Regions from separate parts of the Homo sapiens genome. Here all the other regions are linked to region 3. The links are chromatin contacts, found by Hi-C or POLR2A ChIA-PET in ENCODE. All regions are on one chromosome and are shown on one strand. The core of a region is the stretch at or near the end of the contact, and the rest is flanking DNA. Distances in the headings are between cores, read along the strand shown.

The links. A loop is a pair of places that touch in the nucleus more often than their neighbours do. ChIA-PET counts read pairs that join two places held with the same protein, here RNA polymerase II (POLR2A). Pooled maps may share reads with other maps.
Region 1: a loop to region 3 is called in a pooled map, with 2.8 times the contacts of the local background. The contact joins the enhancer-like site here to the promoter of SRPK1 in region 3. A Hi-C loop is called at or near these places in 2 of 50 pooled maps. POLR2A ChIA-PET finds 5 or more read pairs at or near these places in 2 of 52 experiments (MCF 10A and activated naive CD4-positive, alpha-beta T cell).
Region 2: a pooled map shows a loop between it and region 3 (6-fold over the local background). The contact joins the promoter of FANCE here to the promoter of SRPK1 in region 3. A Hi-C loop is called at or near these places in 1 of 37 single-sample maps with no recorded cell type and 7 of 50 pooled maps. POLR2A ChIA-PET finds 5 or more read pairs at or near these places in 2 of 52 experiments (MCF 10A and activated T-cell).

Annotation. Positions count from the first base shown.
Region 1 is chr6:35,605,015-35,608,933 of GRCh38, reverse strand. The region is part of intron 5 of FKBP5 (FKBP prolyl isomerase 5); the gene reads left to right. It also overlaps the pseudogene RPL36P9. Among named protein-coding and RNA genes, the nearest start is that of MIR5690, 58 kb to the left of the region's middle. Within about 2 kb of position 2,638, at least 8 of the 41 ENCODE cell types and tissues checked have a DNase peak (open chromatin) inside an H3K27ac peak, as active enhancers do.
Region 2 is chr6:35,450,364-35,454,378 of GRCh38, reverse strand. It overlaps FANCE (FA complementation group E), which reads right to left and starts at 2,041. Exons shown (of 10, transcript NM_021922.3): 1 at 1,586-2,041. The coding sequence starts at 1,833. RefSeq lists a silencer at 1,491-2,390.
Region 3 is chr6:35,919,443-35,923,305 of GRCh38, reverse strand. SRPK1 (SRSF protein kinase 1) reads left to right here and starts at 2,208. Exons shown (of 16, transcript NM_003137.5): 1 at 2,208-2,262; 2 at 2,778-2,838. The coding sequence starts at 2,250. RefSeq lists silencers at 1,866-1,925, 1,956-2,545.

The DNA of each region.
Region 1 (3,919 bases), core at 1,389-3,888, 310 kb after region 3:
CCCAGCTACTCAAGAGGCTGAGGCAGGAGAATCACTTGAACCCAGGAGACAGAGGTGGCAGTGAGCCAAGATTGTACCACTGCCTAGGTGACAGAGGGAGACTCTGTGTCAAAATAATAATAATAATAATAAAACAATAATAACAGTCTGGATTCTGGGTTATTTTAACAAAAGGTGGTGAGGATAGGAAATGAAGAGGGGAAGGCAAAATTGTCTAAGATTATTTTCTTTTTTAAAACATTTTTTGGAGATGAGGTCTTGCTCTGTTGCCCAGGCTGGCATGCAGTGGCACAGTTGTGGCTCACTGCAGCCTCAAATTCCTGCCCTCAAGCCATCCTCCCACCTCAGCCACCGGAGTAGCTGGAACTGCAGGTGCACACCCAGCTAACTTTTTTTATCCTTTTAGAGACGGGGTCTTGCTATATTGCTCAAGCTGGTCTTGAACTCCAGGGCATAAGCGATCAGCCTGCTTCAGCCTCCCAAGTAGTTGAGATTACAGGCTCGTGTACTACCACAACCAGCTGCCTTAATTTCTTGTTCCAGGGGAGATTATGCTGATTAATTCTTTTATTTTAAGATTCAGGGGGGACATGTGCCAGTTTGGTACATGGATATATTGTCTGTAATGCCGAGGTTTGGGCTTCTATTGAACCCATCATCCAGATAGTGAACATAGAATATAGCCCTTGTACCCCTCCATCCTTTTTTGCTTTTGGAGTCCCCAGTGTCTCTTGTCCTCATCTTTATGTCTGTGTATACTCAGGGTTTAGCTCCTACTTATAAGTGAGAACACGCAGTATTTGGTTTTCTGTTTCTGTGTTAATTCACTTAGGTTACTGGCCTCCAGCTGCATCTGTGTTGCTGTAGGGGACATCCTTTCATTCTTTTTTATGGCTGCATAGTATTTCATGGTATATATGTACCACATTTTCTTTTTTTTTTTTTATTTCAAGTCTGTCAAGCTATTCTTTATTTCGGAGAGAGGGCAGGGCAGAGTGCTCAGTCCTTGGCAGCGGCTTTTGTCATGGTGGCCAGGACATTGCTCAGCTCCTCCTGCTTCCTCTTGGTGCATCCCCACCCTTGTCTTGATGAACTTGAGGGCCCATTTGTCCTTGGAGACCTTCAGTAACTCCATGGTGCACCGCTCGTATGGGGTGAAGCCACACAGCTCTCAGATCATGTCCGGCACGAACTTGGTATATTTGGTCAGGTGCCTGCAGCAGCGGCTGTGCCTGGGCGTCCTCATGTTCTCGGTCACCTTGTGGCCCTTGTTGAGGCCCATGGCCATAGGGCAGCACAGAGCCATGGCCGCTGCTCTCCAATGGTGGCCGTGGCAGAAGGAAGCCCACATTTTTATCCAATCCACCATTGATGGACACCTAGGTTGACTCCGTGTCTTTGCTATTAAGAATATAACTGTGCTTAAGAGTAAGTGCTGTGTGTGGCTCATGCCTGTAATCCCAGCACTTTGGGAGGCCAAGGTGGGATGGTCACTTGAGCCCAGGAGTTTAAGACCAAACTGGGCAACATAGTAAGACCCCATTTCTACAGAAAAAAAAAAAAGGCCAAGCATGGTGGTGCATGCCTGTAGTGCCGGCTACTCAGGAGGCTGTAGTGGGAGGATCATTTGAGTCACATTTATACCACTGCAGTCTAACCTGGGCAACAAAGCGAGACCCTGTCTCAAAACAAAACAGGCTGGGCGTGGTGGCACATGCCTGTAATCCTAGCACTTTGGGAGGCTGAGGTGGGTGGATCATTTGAGGTCAGGAGTTCAAGACCAGCCTGGCCAACATGGTGAAACCCTGCCTCTACTAAAAATACAAAAATTAGCTGGGTGTGGTGGTGGGCGCCTGTAGTCCCAGCTACTTGGGAGGCTGAGGCAGAATTGCTTGAACCTGGGAGGTGGAGGTTGTAGTCAGCTGAGATTCTGCCACTGCAGTCCAGCCTGGGCAACAGAGTGAGACTCTGTCTCAAAAAACAAACAAACACACAAACAATGCTGCAGTAAACATGTCAGTGTAAATGCCAGCTATCTTTCTGATAGAACGATTTATTTTCCTTTGGTTGTATACCCAGTAATGGGATTGCTGGGTCAAATGGTACTTTGATTTTTAGTTCTTCGAGAAATTTCCAAAACTGCTTTCCACAGGAGCTGAACTAATTTCCATTCTCATCAACACTGTTTAAGCATTCCCTTTTCTCCACAACCTTGCCAACATCTGTTCTTTTTTGACTTTTTTTTTTTTTTTTTTTTTTTTTTTTTTTTTTTTTGAGACGGAGTCTCATTCTGTTGCCCAGGCTGGAGTGCAGTGGCGCGATCTTGGCTCACTGCAACTCCCGCCTCCCAGGTTCACGCCATTCTCCTGCCTCAGCCTCCCGAGTAGCTGGGACTACAGGCGCCCACCACCACGCCCGGCTAATTTTTTAAAATATTTTTAGTGGAGACGGGGTTTCACCGTGTTAGACAGGATGGTCTCGATCTCCTGACCTCATGATCTGCCTGCCTCGGCCTCCCAAAGTGCTGGGATTAAAGGCATGAGTCACAGCGCCCGGCCTTGACTTTTTATTAATAGTCATTCTGACTCAGTTGTGAGATGGTATCTCATTGTGGTTTTGATTTGCATTTCTCTGATGATTAGTGATGTTCGGCATTTTTTCATGTTCGTTGGCTGCTTCTTCGTGTCCTTTGCCTACTTTTTAATGGGGCTATTTGCTTTTTTCTTGTTGATTTGTTTAAGTTCTTTTCTGGATATTAGTCCTTTGTCAGATGCATAATTTGCAAATGTTTTCTCCCATTCTGTAGTTTGTCCATCTGCTTCGTTGATAGCTTATTTTGCTGTGCTGAAGCTCTTTAATTAGGTCCCAACTGTCAGTTTTTCTTTTTGTTGCATTTGATTTTGGGGACTTAATCATAAATTATTTGCCTAGGCAATGTCCAGAAGAGTATTTTCTAGCTTTTCTTCTAGGATTTATATAGTTTCAGGCCTTACATTTAAGCCTTTAATCCATCTTGAGTTTGTTTTTGTATATGGTGAGAGGTAGACGTCTGGTTTCCTATTTGGATGCCTTTTATTTCTTTCTCTTGCCTGATTGCTCAGGCTAGGACTTGCCGCATACTGATTGCTGTGGCTCAGTACCATGCTGAATAGGAGTTGTTAAGAGTGGACACCCTGTTTTTTTCCAGTTCTTAGGCGGAATGCTTCCAACTTTTGCCCGTTCAGTATGATATTGACGGCTGGGTGCAGTGGTTCACACCTGTAATCCCAAGACTTTGGAAGGCCGAGGCAGGAGGATTGCATGAGCCTAGGAGTTCAAGACCAGCCTGGGCAGCATAGTGAAACCTTGTCTCTACTAAAAATAAAAAAAATTAGCCACACATAGTGGCATGCACCTGTAGTCCCAGCTTACTTGGGAGGCTGATGCAGGAGGATCACTTGAGCCTGGGTGATACAGGCTTCGGTGAGTTATGGTTGCACCACTGCACTCCAGCCTGGGCAATGGAATAAGACCTTGTCTCAAAAAAAAAAAAAAAAAAAAAAAAAAAAAAGATATTGTCATAGGTGGCTCTTATTATTTTGAAGTATGTTCCTTTGATGCTTAGTTTATTGAGGGTTTTTTATAATGAAGGGATGTTGGATTTTATTGAATGCTTTATGCTGATTGATTCTGAACATTGATAAAGAGGTATATATATATATCTTTAAATGATTTGTTCAGACTTTAATGGAAAGTACTAGTAAGAATAGCATGTAGAATTTCCAAATCACCCCATGTGGAGTGGGGAAATAGAGGAACAAGGAAAACTTCATCAATTGAGCAAAAATTGTTTTAAAAAATAAGAAAACACGGGCCGGGCACGGTGGCTCACGCCTGTAATCCCAGCACTTTGGGAGGCCGAGGCACGTGGATCACGAGG
Region 2 (4,015 bases), core at 792-3,291, 470 kb after region 3:
TTTAAAAGATGGGCTGGGCGCAGTGGCTCATGCCTGTAATCTCAGCACTTTGGGAGGCCAAGGTAGGTGGATCACGAGGTGGGTGGATCAGGAGTTCCAGACCAGCCCAGCCAATATGGTGAAACTCTATCTCTGCTAAAAATACAAAAATTAGCTGGGCGTGTTGGCACGCGCCTGTAGTCCCAGCTACTCAGGAGGCTGGGGCAGAAGAATTGCTTCTTCTGGAGGTGGAGGTTGCAGTGAGCCAAGATTGCGCCACTGCACTCCAGCTTGGGCAACAGAGCAAGATTCCGTCAAAAAAAAAAACAAAACAAACAAAAAAAACCTAAGTTTAAAAGATGGCTAATTTGTGGTGGGGAGGATATTTGGGGGTAGAGAGATAGGGAAGACCCTACTCCAGGAAATTTTAACCTGTTTTAGTGCCAGAGACCTGTGATCAGAATGAGTGTTAAATGCATTTGATAAAATATCTAGGATTATAAAGGAAATCAATTGTGCTGAAATACTCTTCTATCCAGGGGCCCCAGGTTAAGGCCCTGCCCTCTCCTTACTCTATCCAGAATAAGCCAGATAGCTGGGCAAACATTTCTATAGCTTCCAATTTGGGGATTCAGACAAGTTCTCCTGACCCATCTCCTGAAAGAAATTCAAAGTGGAGTGTAGGAAGAAAATATTGGAACTCCCATTTTCCCCTATTTATCTAAAACATAAGAAATTAAGCATTAGAAATATTTAGCATCTGGATGGTTTCCAGCATAAATTATGGGGGAGGGGTATCCAAGAGGAGTGGAAGGCTGGCCCCACTAGGAGCTGAACATGGCACCTCACCCACTCATTTTTCTGTGTGTTTTAGTTAACTTTGCTAGTTAAGTGCATCTGTAGATACTGTACTCTTTTTTTTTTAAGCAAAAGTTGTCCTCACAAATAAGCACGTGGCTTAAAAGAATGCCTGCCAAAAAATTGGAGATAATATCAATAACAGAAACACAACCAAATAAAATGGCAGGGCCGACACCTCTGCTCCTAGTAGGAATCCTTCGTCAGCCACAGAGAGGTTAAAAAAAAAGTTCAATGTCATCCAAGAGCCAGAAATTATCAAGAACACTAAAATATGGATTCACAGTTACCATTCTTAGAGAAAGCAATCTTGCCTTAAAGTGAACGTTATGCTTTGAAAAGCAGAGCATACAGCCACCAGGATAGCGGATACGTATTCCACCATCACGTTTTAAGTATCTATTTTTGTACTTTAAAATGTACGTATTTTAACACATGTGTACACTTTATACATAAGTATACTTACACTGGACGTACGAGTCCAGTTTTTTAGAGATGGAAGTACGCGATCAAAAGTGATTTGCCTCCACTTATCATCACTATACCTTACAGCGAACAGAAGGCGTGTGCCTCGAGTTCCCGGATCCTCGATGTCCCGCACACAGCAAGTGCTCAGTGAAGGGTGCCCCTGCTCATAGGGTGCGCGGCAGGCCGTCGCTGAAGGGGCTTATTTCACCTCTGTGTGTGTCGTTCCCCCGACAGCCCCCCGCCTCCCATACCTGCTAAGGGGCCGCGGGCGAGGACTTACAGCTCCAGACGGCCGTCAGGCCCCTGCACGACCGGCTCCTCCCGGCACAGGGCCTCGAGCAAGCGACCCCAGTCGAAGGGCTCCCAGCCGCGGCTGCCCAGCGCCCGGAGCACCCCCAGGCCGCGCCGCGCCCCCTCAGGCCCCGCCTGCAGCGCCTGCAGCAGGAGGCGGGCGGGGGCCTCCAGCTGCGCCCAGGGCGCCGGCTCCACGCCCTCAGCCCCAGGGAGCCCCGCGTCCGGTGTCGCCATGCCGGGGCACGGGTGCCGCGCCGCCCCCTACTCTGGTGTGGGGCCTCAGCTCAGAGGCTGAGGGGAACGGAGGACTCCAGCGCCGTCCCTGACGCGGCGGTGGCGGGCCAGCTCCAGCGCCTGTTACAAGCTCTCCTCGGCGTTGGGAGACCGGAGAAACCCGGCCGCCCGAAGCCGCAGCCGTTCCCGCGCTGTCGGAAAGGGAAGGAGGGAGGCGCGGCCGGGGGCGGAGCCTGAACGTGAGGCCGGCGCGAGGGCCGGTCGCAAGGGGCAGGGCCGGGCACAAGTCCAGCCGGAGTAGGTGGGCGGGGCCAAGGCCTGGGGCGTGCCCATGGGAGGGGGCGTGGACAAAACAAGTGGTTAGTTTGTGGGCGGTGTCGGGCCAGGGAGCCTGGAGCGGGGCGGGGGCGGGGGTTGATGGAGGGGTGGATCCGCCGCTGACGACCCCAACCCTCTCCCTTTCTTCATCACTCCCCAAAGTAGTGGAATGGAGTGGATGTCAGGGGTTCTGTTGTGCTAGAGGACCCGCGCTGTATTTACGCTGACGGCATGTTGCTTGTCATGGACTTCACCATAGAATTTGACCACAATTTACCACCCCACTTAGCTTCATCTCTTCCACAGGCCAAAAGTGCTATCATTTGGGTTTCAGTCCTCTCCAGAAATAGTATTTGATATACAAACATCCCTGAGAATGACATGGTCACAGTAAAACCTAACACTATTAATACGGCCAAAGACTTTCTTCTGAACTTCCTCCCAAAGACCAAGCAGTAACCTTGCTCTGGGTCGTTTATAGGGGGCCAGGTGTGGCTCCACTTCCTAGGGTTCAGTTTAAGGAAGTCCGCTGGAGAACTTGGCTTCCAGCCAAGGGTGGGATCACTGCAAAGCGTAGGAAATAAGCGAGAAGAGCCCCACAGTGCCTCCTAAACCTTGCTTTGGGGGCTAGCTTGTATTTCCTGTCCCAGCTCTGCTGCCACACACAGCCCTTCATTCAGGAAATGTTTACTGAGCACCTAGGGACTGGGGATACTGGGAACAAAACAAAGATCCTGGCCCTCATTGTCACACAACTGGGGAGAGACGGAAAGCTAATTAAACAATGTTTGTGATGTGTTCAAAAAGAACATAACACCGACACACAGCACGAAGTGCTTTTAAATAGGGTGGTCAGGCAAGATGAATGTGAAGATGAGGTTGGCAAGCCAGATAGAAGTCTGTGAGAAGACCATTTCAGTCCTCCCTGTGGAGGGCGGGGGGGCTCTGGGGCAAAAGCATGGCTGGAACGGAGGGCACTTGCTGGATAGTAATAGGAGTTGAGATCAGAGTGGGAACCAGGTCAGATCTTAAGAGGCCTGAGGTCACAGAAAGGAGTTGGGCTTTCACTCTGAATAGTATGGAAAGCCATGGGAGTATCTTGAGCTTGATCTGATCTCCATTTGAGCCAAAATGATTTCAAGGGAGATGTCGGGAAAGACTAGTGATATTTCTTAGATAATGGCTGCTTTGCAAATGCCAAAATAGCAAGAAAGAAGTTTCTTCCAGACACCTTCTGTTTCAGGTAAGCAGCTCTAACTTTACAGGGGATGTTTTGGGTCTTCGAATGACAAGCTGTTAGAGGAGTGGGACCTGATGAATAGCAGGCAGGGCCAAGAATGCTAAAAAGCCTGCAATGCCCTGTGCATCCTCACCTACAGCTTTACTCTGAGTGGCTGTGGCTCCCACCCACCAAGGTCTGTATTCTGGCCACCTGAAAGGGAACAGGGAGGAAAAGTTCTAAACATGGCTCAAGGACCCTGGTGGATCCCCGAGTCCCTTTCACAAGATTCATGAGGTTATTACTATTTTCATAATGCAAAAATGCACTGTGAAGTTTTCCAGAAGCTAAGTGACAAGTAATATTGCAACAGATTGAATGCAGAAGCAGCCTTATTGCACTTGGCAGTGGGGCTGGGCTATGAGCGGACCACTCTTCAGACACCAGCAATGATAACTTAGGTGCATTTTATTGGTTTTCTTTCAGAGTCATTCTACAAAAGAGCAAAGTTAAAAACCAAGGCCCTGGCAAGAGGGTTTGAACCTTCCTCATTCCAGGAGCCCTCCCCCATTCCTCCATGTCCCCAGCTGTGTCACTGCTGCAGTTCATGGGGGTGGAGGGCTTGCTACTTTTGCCCCCCCACCA
Region 3 (3,863 bases), core at 959-3,458:
CCGGCTACTTTTGTATTTTTAGTAGAGATGAGGTTTCACCATGTTGGCCAGGATGGTCTCGATCTCTTAACCTTGTGATCTGCCCGCCTCGGCCTCCCAAAGTGCTGGGATTACAGGCATAAGCCACTGTGCCTGGCCCATTTATTCTTTTATTAGACAAATATATGAGCACCTACTAAGTGCCTAACACTGTGTAGGCACTGAGTTTACATCAAGGAAAACCTAAGCAGGGTCTCTACACTCAAACAGTTTACTTTGGGGTGGGCAGTACTTTCCCAATTCTGGGATTTTTCCTAGCTATCAGCTCTCTCCCTGTCTTTTCTAAACCACACGCGGTTATCCTGAACTCACACAACCCTCAGAGTCTAGGGCTTCCCTGTCTGTCCTAACCTTCCTTTTGTTTTCAACTTTACAGCAGGGAATAGACTGGGCTGCATCCTTCCTTGGCCAACAGGTACTGTCTTCTTTTGCAATATACTCAGACATGCTATCATTCAGGTTCCATGCAACATATATCAATTATCTAAATTTCAAATTTGGCTAACCTGCCTTTCCAGCCTCACCTTCCATTTCATCCCTTCAGTTGTTACCAGCCCCAATCCTAGCCCCCACCTACAGGTGTCCACGTCTGTGCCTTTTTGCTCAATGTATTTTCTCATTCAGGAATGCCTGACATCTCCTTCTCCACCTATAGAAATCTTACATATTTCCTAATACCCAGCTCAAAAACTGCCTTCTCTGGATGGGCTTAATTACTTACTTTGCTCAATAAGTTCTGCCAAAGCCCCCATGCTTGACTTGTGCTGTACTATTGCCCTCTCATCTTCCCTTCTCAATTACTTGTTCAGAGCAAAGGTCTTCAGAGCTTCCACTCTGTCCAGCTGCGGTACTTTACAACATGGGTTGGTAAACTAAGATCTGAAATAAGAATAACCGTTGAAACGGTTGAAAAAAGATCAAAAGGGCCTGGCTCAGTGGCTCACACCTGTAATTCCAGCACCTTGGGAGGCTGAGGTGGGAGGATCACTTGAGCCCTGGATGTCCAGGCTGCAGTGAGCCGAGATCATGCCACTGTACTCCGGCCTAGGCAGCAGAGCAAGACTGCTCTCTCTGTCTTTCTTTAACCCTCACCTTCCCTTCAAAACCTAACAAAGACCATGTTTAAATCAATAGAAGAACATTTTATGACGTGAAAATTATATGAAATTCAAATTTCAGTGTCCATACATAAATCTTTATAGGAACACAGCCCATATTTTCTATGACTGCTTTTGAGCTCCAATGGCAGAGTTGAGTAGCTGAGAAAGAGATCTTATGGTCCACAAAGCCTAAATATTTACTGTACGGCCCAAAGAAAAACTTTGCTGAGCCTGCTATACAATAAGGGCTTCATGATTAAATAACTGGGTCGTACACCAAGATTCTGAACATATAGGCAGGCCCTCTTAAGTTTAGTGTCTTTGTGTAATGGAAGTAATAACTATTTTGCCTTTAAGTTGCCATAAACATCAAATGAGATAATGCACTTAGAAAATAAAAACAAAAAAAACTTATAAACAAGACAGCTTTATCATGTATTGAAGGTGGTAGAATAAGAAAACATTAAACGTTTTTATTCTCATTTCCCCTTCTTTCCTTTACAGCTTTCACTTAAACTTGAAATTTCAAGAGAAAATTCACTTTTGAAGTTTTTACTTTTCAAGTGATAATAGGGTCACAGGTTCTTTCCTTCCAGTCTTTTTGTGTTGCTCCCACTCCCTTTTCTTTCTCACATGTAATTTTTTTCCATTTTCTTTAAATAGTATCTCAACTGGGCTCACAATAGCTCAGGGAAGGAGAAACTGGGACATGCCTGATTAATCCATTTTACAGGCCAGGAAACTGAGGCAGATCCCAGTTGCCTCCGAAGCTCTGACTCAGCAGCATGCAGAGAGCCCTGCCGCTCTCTGCGCCTTTTCTAAACAAATAGAACAAAACTAACCTTGCCAGGTTTCCAAGCTTGGATCTCTAACACTCCTTCAACGTTCACCCCGGCGTTCCTCCCCGCTGCGCCCCCTCCCTCTCCTTGCCGCCCCCTCCTCGGGAGCAGGTGGTAGGCTCCGCGCCCAACGCGCAAGCGCGCGGCATCGTGGGGCGGGGGTGGGGCGGGACTGAGGGCGGAGTGTGAGCGGGCTCGGTTTTGGGCCGCGGCGGGAGCGGGAGTCGCCGCCACTCGAGTGCGCAGGCGCCTGGCGATTACCGGTCTCACCATGGAGCGGAAAGGTGAGCGGTGGAGCGGCCTCCGCCACGAGGGGCAATGGTCGCCGGGGCGAGGCCCGGGTCAGCGCCGGGAGCTTCGCTTAACTGCCGCGGTTCGGTTCCCGGACGTGCGGCGCCCCTCCACTGAGGTGGCGCCGCCCCACACCCCCTGCCTCTGGGCTGCGGGTCCGCGCCCCTCAGTCCGGGCGTCCTCTGGCGCCGGCCGTAGCCGCCCCTTGTTCCCCGCCAGGCCGGCTCGCGCCTTGGGGCCACTCCAGGGCCCGGCCCTTGGCGGGCGACGCAGACCCCCACCCGCCCGCCCCCTGACCCGGCCTGAGACCCCTCCGGCGCATCCCGCCCGGGCGCTGCTCTGCGCCCCGTGGGCCGCCAGCCCCACGGCCGGCCGCCTCGCCGGAGCCCGCAGCCGCCCCCGAGGCAGGCCCCGCAGCCGGGCCTGGCGCCCCTGCTGGGTCTCCACCCTCACCTTGGTCGCCTCCTTTCCTCCACATTCGCCCTTCATCCATCCCTCTCTCCTGCAGTGCTTGCGCTCCAGGCCCGAAAGAAAAGGACCAAGGCCAAGAAGGACAAAGCCCAAAGGAAGTGAGTCTTGTACCCCAACATCCCATTCTTTGGATTTTCCTCCGGCACCTTCTCTGCTCTGGTTTCACGTCTTGAACGTGCACCGGGTTTGGGCACCCTGTGGCTGCAGCCACATGGCCTCGGGGCAGCTCGGAGGGTCGCTCTCCAGCAACCATGTGGAAGAGAGCTGCTGTTGCTCAACGCCAGGCCTGGGTCTTAGCAGCCCCGGGCCTGCTGGAAAGGGCTGTCGGAGGAGGACCAGAGCCCGCCCGGTACCTTTCCTCCCCAACTCCACAGAGGAGGCACAAACTCCCCTAGCTTGGACCTCCCCACCGGAGCTGGTAGATCATTATCGGTCTGTTTCTGAACTCTGGTCTCTCTTACCTGCTCCCCAACGTCTTAACTTGCCTCCGACGTCTTCACGGTAGGCCTTAAGGAAATTCTTGAATGAATTTTTCCGTGTTTACTTTGGGTTCTACCAACCACACACTCCCTTTCATAGAGGAGGGCATGGGGCTTTTCCCTGGGTTAGTCAACTTCCTGAGCCTGTAAGGCGTATCGGCTTTTTTGCAGTGTGCCGGCAGACCGCTGTGTATACAGTCGGTGTCTGTTAACTGCTTCTCTTCTGTCTAAACCTCAACCAGATGCAGATAATCTTCCGGAGTGGACATCACAATAGTAACGGGAGAGTTCTTTAACAAACATTGATGATTCTGGTTTGGCGTATTAAGCGCCACATGTCCAGTTTTATCAGTAGGATGCATAACAGTAGTTTAGTGCTATCGTGGCAAGTTCAAAAGTTGGTCACAGCCTAGTAGAAACTCAGGTAGCAGGCTTAGCAGCAAGTGAGGCTAAGCCTTAAGAACTTTCATCATGTACTAACGTTTAATTGCAAAGGATCTTGGAAATCAGCTCTTACACACTTTGTATTCAGAGAGAGCTTGTATGCCTAGTTATTAATACATCTTAATTTTAGATGTATTATCTTTATAGTTTTACATTTATTTGATGTTTTGTGGCATCGTATGCGGTCTAATTCCCTCTGA